3 separate regions of the Homo sapiens genome follow, and regions 1 and 3 are each linked to region 2. A link is a contact called in ENCODE Hi-C data. All regions are on one chromosome and are shown on one strand. The core of a region is the stretch at or near the end of the contact, and the rest is flanking DNA. Distances in the headings are between cores, read along the strand shown. Region 1 overlaps ZBTB44-DT (ZBTB44 divergent transcript). Region 2 overlaps PRDM10 (PR/SET domain 10). Region 3 overlaps ZBTB44-DT (ZBTB44 divergent transcript).

Evidence for each region. A loop is a pair of places that touch in the nucleus more often than their neighbours do. Pooled maps may share reads with other maps.
Region 1: a pooled map shows a loop between it and region 2 (2.3-fold over the local background). The contact joins two enhancer-like sites. A Hi-C loop is called at or near these places in 2 of 50 pooled maps.
Region 3: a pooled map shows a loop between it and region 2 (2.5-fold over the local background). The contact joins two enhancer-like sites. A Hi-C loop is called at or near these places in 2 of 37 single-sample maps with no recorded cell type and 4 of 50 pooled maps.

What each region holds. Positions count from the first base shown.
Region 1 is chr11:130,387,602-130,390,912 of GRCh38, reverse strand. All of the region lies in intron 2 of ZBTB44-DT (ZBTB44 divergent transcript), which reads right to left. Among named protein-coding and RNA genes, the nearest start is that of ADAMTS8, 39 kb to the left of the region's middle. Within about 2 kb of position 1,897, at least 10 of the 41 ENCODE cell types and tissues checked have a DNase peak (open chromatin) inside an H3K27ac peak, as active enhancers do.
Region 2 is chr11:129,929,292-129,932,801 of GRCh38, reverse strand. PRDM10 (PR/SET domain 10) reads left to right here. Exons shown (of 21, transcript NM_199437.2): 10 at 571-700; 11 at 1,544-1,786. Among named protein-coding and RNA genes, the nearest start is that of NFRKB, 35 kb to the right of the region's middle. Within about 2 kb of position 1,966, at least 5 of the 41 ENCODE cell types and tissues checked have a DNase peak (open chromatin) inside an H3K27ac peak, as active enhancers do.
Region 3 is chr11:130,368,009-130,371,570 of GRCh38, reverse strand. ZBTB44-DT (ZBTB44 divergent transcript) reads right to left here. Exons shown (of 7, transcript NR_148980.1): 2 at 2,529-2,677. Among named protein-coding and RNA genes, the nearest start is that of ZBTB44-DT, 55 kb to the right of the region's middle. RefSeq lists an enhancer at 173-674. Within about 2 kb of position 2,115, at least 4 of the 41 ENCODE cell types and tissues checked have a DNase peak (open chromatin) inside an H3K27ac peak, as active enhancers do.

The DNA of each region.
Region 1 (3,311 bases), core at 648-3,147, 460 kb before region 2:
GGCTGAGGCAAGAGGATTGCTTGAGCCCAGGAGGTGGAGGCTGCAGTGAGCCAGGATTGTGCCACTGCACTCCAGCCTGGGTGAAAGAGTAAGACCCTGTCTCAAAAATTGTAAAAAAGAGACATATCAACCAATAGATAAACATTGATTCAGCAGTGTCCGGCTTCCTTCCCCTGCCTGCATATCCACCACTCAGCCTTCTCAATGTTAATGCAGAGCAGCTGGCCAGCTGCAATTACCTGAGCAGACTGTGGCATTCAACACCCGGACATGGTGCTTTATCAGCCGGACACTTGACGTTTAGCTGGCACAAATCTGGGTAAATGCCAAATTGAGATCTGGCATCTGCAAAGCTTTGGCCCAGGACTGAGACTGAAGGTGATTGATGGTTCTGTAATTGTATAGTTAGGAAACCCTGAGTTTAGGAACATGAGTGACGCGTCCAGAAACAATTAAACCATTGGTCAGGGAGTTGCCCTGCTTCTTGCGTTCTTTGAAGAATAACTTAGCTATGTGTTACTCTGAGCATAAACATTACACTGACCTTGATCCAGGAATTTAAACAGTGTCATGTAATGTAAACACTACAAATACCTTCTTGCTGAAATCGTCTGTTTTCAGGATGGGTTAGGGTTTCTTCTCTTCAAAAGTACTTTGGGGCACTGGATTTAAAATTCACAGTCAGATCTGCATTTTTCTCCCATTTACATTGCGTGGCCTTCAAGCATTCTCACCAGCTTCTAAGGTTGAGGGAGCCCTCTACTGATGGCACGGCTGTAATTTCACAGCACATAGCAAGGAAAACTGGATGACGTCTAAAGAACTCCTGGATCTGAGAACGGTAACCAGTCTCGAAACCTAGAGCAGACAGAGCTCTGTTTCTAGAGCCTATGAAAAGCCAGGCTCTAGAAACATCCTTGGTTTCCTCAAACTATCCACATTATTTCAGGTTTTATACTTTCAGGCAATAGAAGAAAGAAAGGTCTGAAAGGAAAGTCGTGTTCTATGTATTGAAAGCCTACATATTTCTGTGTGCACATGCACACGCATGCCCCTATACACATGTGCATGCACATGCACACACACACGTATGCGTGCACTTCTGCTTTTACAAATATACACACGCCTACACATACACTTACATACTCTGCAATTGCAGCATCATGGCCCGCTATAGGAAGACTTTGCTCTGTGTGTGCGTGTCCTGGAGGAAAGGCGTGGGAGGTACATAAGTATACATAGAATTCCAGAATTGTGGGACTGGATGGAACATTCACCCTTTGTGGCATGTTCAGAGGACAACTCTGACGAGGCCACAGCTTGAGAAAAGAATTCTCCCCAGCGGCTGTGGCCTTGATGCTGGAGGTTAACAGCTTAACACCAGGGTGTGGTACCCAATTCTGAACTCAGGAAATTAATGACGATAAGGGTGGGCTGCCTGCCAAGGCCCGCGGTGTGAATCCCAAGAGAAGCACCTTCTATTTTGAGACCTCCTCCAACCACGGCATGCTGTCCTCTGCTCTCATGCACGTCCCACCTCTCTGTCTGTGTGCTGCTTTCTTCGACTCTTTTATTCCTAAACTTTCCTGGGTTTCCAACCCATGGACAGTGAGAGCAACTTATTTCCTTGCCCATTGATTCATCAAAAAGAATAATCATGTGGTATTAGGAATCAAATACCTGACACAGATGTCAATAGGAAGATGTCAATGGTATAACTCTTCCCTTGCCAAGAACATCAAAGGGAAGAGAGGGGAAATGGCAAACAGAGGATCAAACTAAGGCTGGACAAAAGGAGATAAAAGCACAATAATGTTCTCTTCCTTGAGAGGGCTCCCCTGGAAAGGAAAAGTGAAAGCACAGTCTCGCACCACATCATATAACCGACGCTACCAGGTAACCGCACACGCCAAAGGAGCCAGCCCTGGAAAATCAAAAGATCAAAAGACACCACTCCTCTGCTCAAAAACCTTCAGTGACTCCCGTTGCCCGTAGAAAATCTACAGTCTTTAAGAGGACATTCAAGGTTCTTTGCTTTTCCTGCCACAGTTCCTACCCACCCCCAACACGTGTAGCTCACTCTCATGTTAGCCCGTAGACCACTGTCACCTCATGGCTTTCCTGCTACTGTTCCTTTCTTCTCTGTGTGTGTGGGGCCTACCCATCCTTCAAGAGTCAGCTCAGATGTCACCCTCTGCATGAAGCTTTCTCCAGCTCTCCCAGGCAGAATGTATTTCTCTATCTCCTGTGTACCCAGAGGATTTTGTTTATGCCTTCCGCCCCCACCACCATAACACTTACGGACAGCCTTCATAGTTGGGTCTCCTCTACGTTTATACATTGTGGTCAAGCCCACATCTTACTCACGTTTGCATCTCTCTTGAGTTCCCACCCCGACCATGTCACTCCATGCCCACCACTGATCCTTCTCTCCTCATTCCGCATCCTCATTCTTTCTGCCAGGGACCTACCATAGCATCTCCCATACAATCAATTCTTAATATTGTACATTGCCTGTTCCATGAAACTAAATTAACACCTAAGATTAGGGGAAAATATAGTTCACTCCAAAGACAGAAAAAAGGTAAGTGAGATATTGTGTCAGATCCTAAGTAATACAAAGTCTCCAGCATGGGCAACATAGGGAGATCCCATCTCTACAAAATAAAAACATTTTTTTAAAACCTAGCCAGGTGTGATGGTAAGCACCCATGGTTCCAGCTACTCAGGAGGCTGAGGTAGGAGGATTGCTTGAGCCCCAGGAGATTGAGGCTGCAGTGAGCCATGATGGTGGCACTGCACTCCAGCCTAGGTAACAGTGCGATACCCTGTCTTAAAAAAACAGAAAAGGCCGAGTGAGGTGGCTCATGCCTGTAACCCCAGCACTTTGGGAGGCTGAGGCAGGTGGATCACGAGGTCAGGAGTTCGAGACCAGCCTGGCCAACATAGTGAAACCCTATCTCTACTGAAAATACAAAAAAATTAGGCAGGCGTGGTCACAGGCACCTGTAATCCCAGCCACTTGGGAGGTTGAGGCAGGAGAATCGCATGAATGCTGGAGGCGGAGGTTGCAGTGAGTGGAGATCGCACCACTGCACTCCAGCCCAAGCGACAGAGTGAGACTCCATCTCAAGAAAAAAAAAAAAAGAAATAAAGAAAGAACTCTCATTTGTCAGTTCCAACATGGCTCGTCTAAAAGCTTCTCAAGGCTGGGTGCGGTGGCTCAAGCCTGTAATCCCAGCACTTTGGGAGGCCGAGGTGGGTGGATCACCTGAGGTCAGAGGTTCGTGACCAGCCTGACCAACATGGTG
Region 2 (3,510 bases), core at 717-3,216:
AGAGCAAGACCTAGCCTCAAAAAGAGAAAAAAAAAAAGTCCATTAAAGGGGATGCAAAAGTTAATTGATGTTTACTAGGCATGTTATGAAACAATTGAATTAGAAATTTGTTCTGACCTTCCAGAAGCTTGTAGTAAAACAAGAAAGTTGTTTGAATTTGGCCACATTTCTTGGAAGGAATATGAGGCGAGGCCAGGGGAAAAAGAGAGAAATAATGGGAATCTTGTCTCAGATGACATCTCCTGGGAACACGCTCAAAGGCTTAGCATGTTCTGTCCTGTCTGCCTTTCTCACATCATTTCAGAAGCAAAATATTGTCAGTGCTTTGAATTTTTATAGCTCTTTTCTTCAGAATAATTGAAGACATATCTTTAAGCTGTAATAGAGGGGAAGGATGAGACATTCAGAAAGTGTATATTAGTAAAACAGTTGTTTCTATTGGAGAAAATCTGGGAAAGTAATAAGGTGAGAGGAATCAAACTCTGGGGTTAGTAAGGATCATTTAGGTCGCTACTTGTTATGGAGTATTATGTAACCATGACGACCTGTAACCCAATCTCTTGTCCCCAGAACAAGAGGCAGAGGAAGGGGACGAGGCAAGAGGCGATTCGGTCCAGGTCGACGGCCGGGGCGTCCTCCAAAATTTATCCGCCTGGAAATCACCAGCGAAAATGGGGAAAAGAGTGACGATGGGACACAGGTACGGGGGGACGGGAAGGAGCCCTCCTTAGGTGCTTGTGTGGAGGACTCGCCAGATCCCTGACGAGACCTAAGTACAAAGACCTTCCCAATGTTTGTAGACCTTTCCTATCAGACCTTGCTGCCTGTTAATTAAAGAATGATTGGATAATGCCAGAAAAGAATGTATTTTCAAGTGTTACCTACAACAAAAACCCAACTTTGCTGCTCTAAAGATTTAAAATTGACCGGACTTGGCCAGGCGCAGTGGCTCATGCCTGTAATCCCAGCGCTTTGGGAGGCCGAGGTGGGCGGATCACGAGGTCAGGAGATCGAGACCATCCTGGCTAACACGGTGAAACCCCGTCTCTACTAAAAATACAAAAAAAATTAGCTGGGTGCAGTGGCGGGCGCCTGCAATCCCAGCTACTCGGGAGGCGGAGGCAGGAGAATGGCGTGAACCGGGAGGCGGAGCTTGCAGTGAGTCGAGATCGCGCCACTGCACTCCAGCCTGGGGACAGAGCGAGACTCCGTCTCAAAAAAAAAATAAAATAAAATAAAATAAAAATAAATAAATAAATAAAATTGACCAGAGTTAGTAGAGGTGGACTTTGTTTAATTAGTTTAAACAATTAAAATTATTGATATTCCAGAAAAGTCAGATCACAGTCTTTTCCTTGTTAAGTGGTGTGGAACCTCTCCTGCTTTTGCCTTCTGTGCATAGTTACCTAATTAACTTTCCCAGAGGGAGAATATTTTTTCTGAGTATTATGAATCTAGTCATTCTGAAATAAGCAGCAATTCTAAATCTGAGCTGACAGTCCCTCCGGCACTGATCTCTATTCCTGGTTATTGCAAATTTCAGGACTTGCTACATTTTCCCACAAAGGAGCAATTTGATGAGGCTGAACCAGCCACTCTGAATGGGCTGGATCAACCAGAACAGACCACTATCCCAATCCCTCAGCTGCCACAGGAAACCCAGTCTTCCCTGGAACATGAACCAGAAACTCACACCCTGCACCTGCAGCCGCAGCATGAAGAGAGCGTGGTGCCCACCCAGAGCACGCTGACAGCCGACGACATGCGCAGAGCCAAGCGCATCCGAGTAAGTGGGGAAAGCCGGCGGCTCCTGGCACCAGCCGCTCATCTTCCTCCCACCACCAGCTCTCTGGTGGTTTTCTAACCTATTCACCTTCCTCTCTGAAATCTTGCATCTAGCCTGTCACATGCTCGATCCCCTTATTTTGAAAGAAAGTGTTCACTATTTCTCAATGTCTCTGTGTCCCATGGCAGGCTGGCATGGCTGGTCCTAGATTTGACCAATTTAGTGACGACACAGAGGCCTAGAGGTTGGCAGCTCCTGGACTAGCTCTCTGCATCCCTCAATTCACAGATTGGAAGTGGAGAAATAAGTACATTTAGTTATAATAATCATTTATATTTTAAACCAGGCTAATTTGTGCCTAATCATAGCTCTCAAGTTGATTTTGGGTAACTAAATGTGCTTATCTACAGCTTCCCAGGGGAGAATGGCAAATGTCATTACTCATCAATGTAAAGTGACCTGTGTCCAAGTTGATATGGCAGGTACAGTTCACACACCTGCGGATAGCTTGAGCCAAAGCTGTCAGTTCGAGAGTTAGTCAGTGTCTGAGTCACGGGACCTGTGTCTTGGCCTCAGACCATGCGGCTGCAGGGCTTTCCTGACTTGCAGTTCAGATGCGTTTTCTCTTATTATTTCACAAATAGCATTTGACTCTGAGTTAGGAACTGCAGGGGATTCGTGTGGAAAACAATATGGCTTTGTGGGATAAGTGTCTGTGCTGATAAAAACCAATGACTTACAACCCATGTTTATGGCAGCTGAGTGCATAAAGACATATTGGTACTTTCCAGTAGATGAAAGAGACATTTTGTATAACTTCCCAGGCTTTACAATTTCTACATGCATGATCGTTCAGCGTATGTTTCTTTTGGTCTTCTTATTTGCCTCTAGGCTAGAAGGGACCTTGAAAAATAGTCTAGTCCATGCCTTCATGTAAAAACACATTTAAACATTTGTAGTCATATGATAGCTTTGAAGGGCTCTAAGAACTGAGGCTAAACAGCCTTTATGAGAGCCCTGTAATCGAAACATATGAAACTCTCAGCTCACTGTATATTATTTCACAAGAGTATATCAACATACAGAAATACAGGCCAGCAAGGAAAACAAGCTATGAAGTAATATCCCATCCATCCTTCTCCTTTAGTTCCTAATCTGCACTTCTTTCTCTTGCTCAATTACTATATTTTCTGCTTTGGCCATTCTGATTTTTTTTACTAAGTCCAGAGAAACCCTTGCTAGATTTTTTTTTTTTTTTTGGAAGGAAAAAAAAAAACCGAAGCCCACACATGCAGTGAAGTTGTGGATGCACAAACACAGTCCAGCCGTAATTGTACTTGCATTTTTGAATGAGCAGGGTTACTGGTTTTGGTGCAAGGTTCCTTGTGTCAAAGCGAAAGCCATATGTATCTGGCTTTTGGAGGTCAGTCTTAGTTGAGCTATTTTGTTTTTTTTTCTCTCACACATTCTAAAAAGTAGGGCTATGTATTTTTTCATCTTTTCTATCCAGATTGGTAATGACCAACTGAAGGGAAGTCTTCCAATCCAATTGGTAATGTAACTATTTTTCTCTCCTCTAATGCTGCCTGCTCAGTTGGAGCTGCAGGTAGGTTTGTTTCCTGTGTTTCACATAACAGAATGTTACTTGTTTGCCTGACCTGCTGTTCTTTGCAACCTGTACTTACTAAATCCTGGTGGAAACCACAGTTTGGTTGCTACAGTAA
Region 3 (3,562 bases), core at 866-3,365, 440 kb before region 2:
ATTGCCTCCCATACATCGGTTGGACCTCTTATGCACCCCATCTTTGCAGAGCACCATTCTAGAGAGTGGAGTAAACATGATGGGCAGCTACAGCAATGCCAGCAATCCCCTCAGGTCTTCTGTCGGGAAAGGAAGAGCAGAGAAAGGGGGATAGGTTTGTGCAAAGGCCGTGTCAGCTATTTTTTAACCTGTGGGAGGCAGTATATTATGCATTTTCAACCTTGTCTAATTATAAGGATTACTGAGCACACCTGTTAAAAGAGATGCTCAGACTTCTGCCCAGACTTTCTGAATCAGAATCTCCCAGGAGGAGCGCCTGAGAACCTGTGTTTTTCACAAACACCCCCCAGAGAGTCTTGTGAATAGGCAAGTTTGGGAAATACACAAAAGGAGAATAAACATGGGCTTTGCAGTCAGACCACGGTTAAATAACGACTCAGTCTTTAGCAGTTGTGTAGCTTCAAGCATGACATTTAATCTCCTTATGCCTCCTTCCCTTATTTAGAAACGGGGGCCCATCATAGGGCAGGGCAGGCGTAAGGATTAAATGAAAGGACGTACCACACTGGGCACAGGGCCCAGCACTCAGTAAACGGTACTCTTTATTCTGGACAGGGTTCTGGGAGAAGACATTAACTTACATTACCAACCTACAAACACATTCAACCTTCATTCTTGAAGCTGAGATGAAGAGACAGTACCTCTGTTTTTCTTGCTTGTTCAGCATCTGTTCCCCATTTTTCTGGTAACAGCCCGTGGATTTTCCTGGAGAACCACCACCACCTCTCATTGCAGTTTTCGTGGTTTGGGTGGATGGATTTAACCCTTCCATGTCTAGGGGCAAGAGTGACCTACGTCTGGCCAATTTTCAGGCTCCATTCCCCGTGGGCAACGTGATTGGCTCAGAACAAGAACCATGAGCCAAACTAGTCCAGTGAGACTCAATCTTGGGACTTCCACTAGAGCTCAGAGCCTGCCACTGACCTGCTGGCCGCAATCTTGCCACAAGATGGGCAAGAAGGAGAATAAAGCTCCCTTGACCAGAAGTTTATATGGCAACAGAAGAGCAAACATGTGGCAAGGATGGGACCAAGTCTTGAAGAGATTTTCAAGCCCTGAATCTAGATAGGCTGAAGCACTACTATCCCGGGTCTTTTCAGTTATATGAGTGAATAAAAATGTTCACCTAAGACAGTTTGATTTAGATTTTTCTGTTACTTGCATTGAATTGGGTCTCGACAATGATTTTTAAGGCATTTCTTCTATTTTAGTCTCCAGCTTACTGTGAGGTCATGGGAGCCCTTTTCTTGTATGATATATTTCCTAACTTTACTAGAAGAAGCAATCCCATAGCTAGCATTTAGACTTGCTGGGTACTGGAAATCGCTGAAGCATTGTCAGCCTCTGGGAATGAGAAAACCCAAATCCTTTCCATCTAAATGGATTCTTTTTTTTTCTCAGAGTGGGAAGGAGCTGATATTTAGGTAGGACTCTGTTTTTGCTCTCCAAACTCTGAGAAAGGTTACCATGAAAGGGCAACACAACAATTAAAAGCTGTTGGGTATGAGAATGACAAGTTTGGCTGGCATGCAACACAGCGCAGCTGAGATGAGTATTCCCGATTAATGGGCAAACACGACACAATTGTCTCTTTCAATCCCAGAGTGCTAATATATAATACACAATCAGAGGGCATTGTACATTGGAATATAACTCATTAGCCAGTGCCAGTTCTTTGCCCCCAAGAAATACAGTAGTACGTTGTCTATAAAAGCCATAATTTGAGTCTTTTCAATTTGCAGCTATAGACCAGGTGAGGGATTTCACTTTGGGAAGAATCCAAATGGAATTGGGAATGGGAATTCTTGTTGGAATTCATCATTAAGGCAAAACCAGTGGTTAGGAGAATGAGGAATTGGGAGGCGCGGATAGGACGGGAAAGTGGAAGGAGTTTGACCTCCCATGCCTGCCACCAGGAGTCCCAATCAAAGAACTTAGGCGAATCTGGCTGAGGCAGCATCTGGCCTTTATGAGGGACATCCTAGAATGGACATGTCCCTGTGTGACTGCCCAGTGAATACCAAATGCGTTGGGTCATTTTATTCAAACCTGGAGGACTTGGCTGCCCAAGCACATGCTCTGTGGATGAACTCACTTTTGCTTTAGTCCATATGGCTGCTGAAGTCTGAGCAGCTCAGACAGCAAGGGACAGGAGAGAGAAGAACACAGGGCGGGTGATCAGAGAAATCCAAGGAAAGGATTGAATTACTGTCAGATGAGAGGGTGTGGGAGCTTCTGGGACAGATTGATGGGACAGTCTAACTGGCTGGCAGGGAGCTGTGAACTGTCACAGTCCACTGTGGTGAGCCAGCTGCCTTGTGTATGGCATGCATGCAGAGTGCAGGCTAACTAGGCAGGAGGAAATCTTCACATTTACCAAAAACACCCAGCAGTACACCAGCCCACCCAACCGGAAAACAAAGCATGCCCTTTAGACTCCAATTCCCCCAAACCAAAGAAATACTTACAGTGTTATCCAGCTTCTTGTTTCATAGGGCATTGCTCTACCAGTCTTTCACAAACACTTATTAAGAGCCCTCTCAACGTCAGGCACTGTGTTGGGTACTGGAGACATGGAGGAAATATGTACTATACTTCCCTCTAAGGAGCTCACCATCTAGTAAGCAATTGCAAAAAAGGAAAAAATACAGTAAGAGCTAGGATGAAAGAGAGTGCAAGAGTGGACAAAACAGACAAAAATTCAGGTGAGTTACTTTCTAGTGGTGGTCAGGGAAAGGCTTTCTGAGAAGATGGTATATGAACGCAGACATGAAAGATGTGAGGGAATGTGCTTTGTCAATTTCTGGGATTATGCTTGTACGTTTCATCATTGTTTCTGCTGCCCTCAAGGAGATTGCAAAACATCACACATGCATACACAAGTGCACCCACACAGACATATTTACTTTTATTTACGAATATAATACCTCTGCCAAACTATCTAAAAGTTGTGTTCTACTGATGACATTCCTGGTAATGATAATAGGTTTGAAGGGAGCAAACCATCTAGGATCTCCTGCTCTGACCTCCAGTGATCGAGGACGTGCCGACATCTGCTAAGCCTCTGGCTCAGATTGACGGGTAAATCTCTCGTCATGGGAGCTTTATTCTCATTCCAAATGAAGCTAAATGGTCCATAAAATTAAAGTCCTGACCTTTTCATATCATATTCTACCAACCAGATGGAACAACATGCTCAAAAAAAGAAAGACAATCAAGATGTAAAAATATACACACAAAACATACACAGAAAAGACAAACATTAAATTGTTACTAGATCTGAATGGCCATGGGGGATATTGTTACCATGGTGAGGTCATGGATAAGAGACTGGATGGGTTGGGAGGAAACTATTGGGTGGGCATAATGGAATCTGTGGCATTCAAAGGGTGGTTTCTGTGATTAAAGACACAAACTCTTGAGCTTTAAGTAGATCACGACTTGTATAATCTGGTGCCTGTCTTCTGGGCACAGTTCCTGGAACAGTGCCTGCCACATGGTA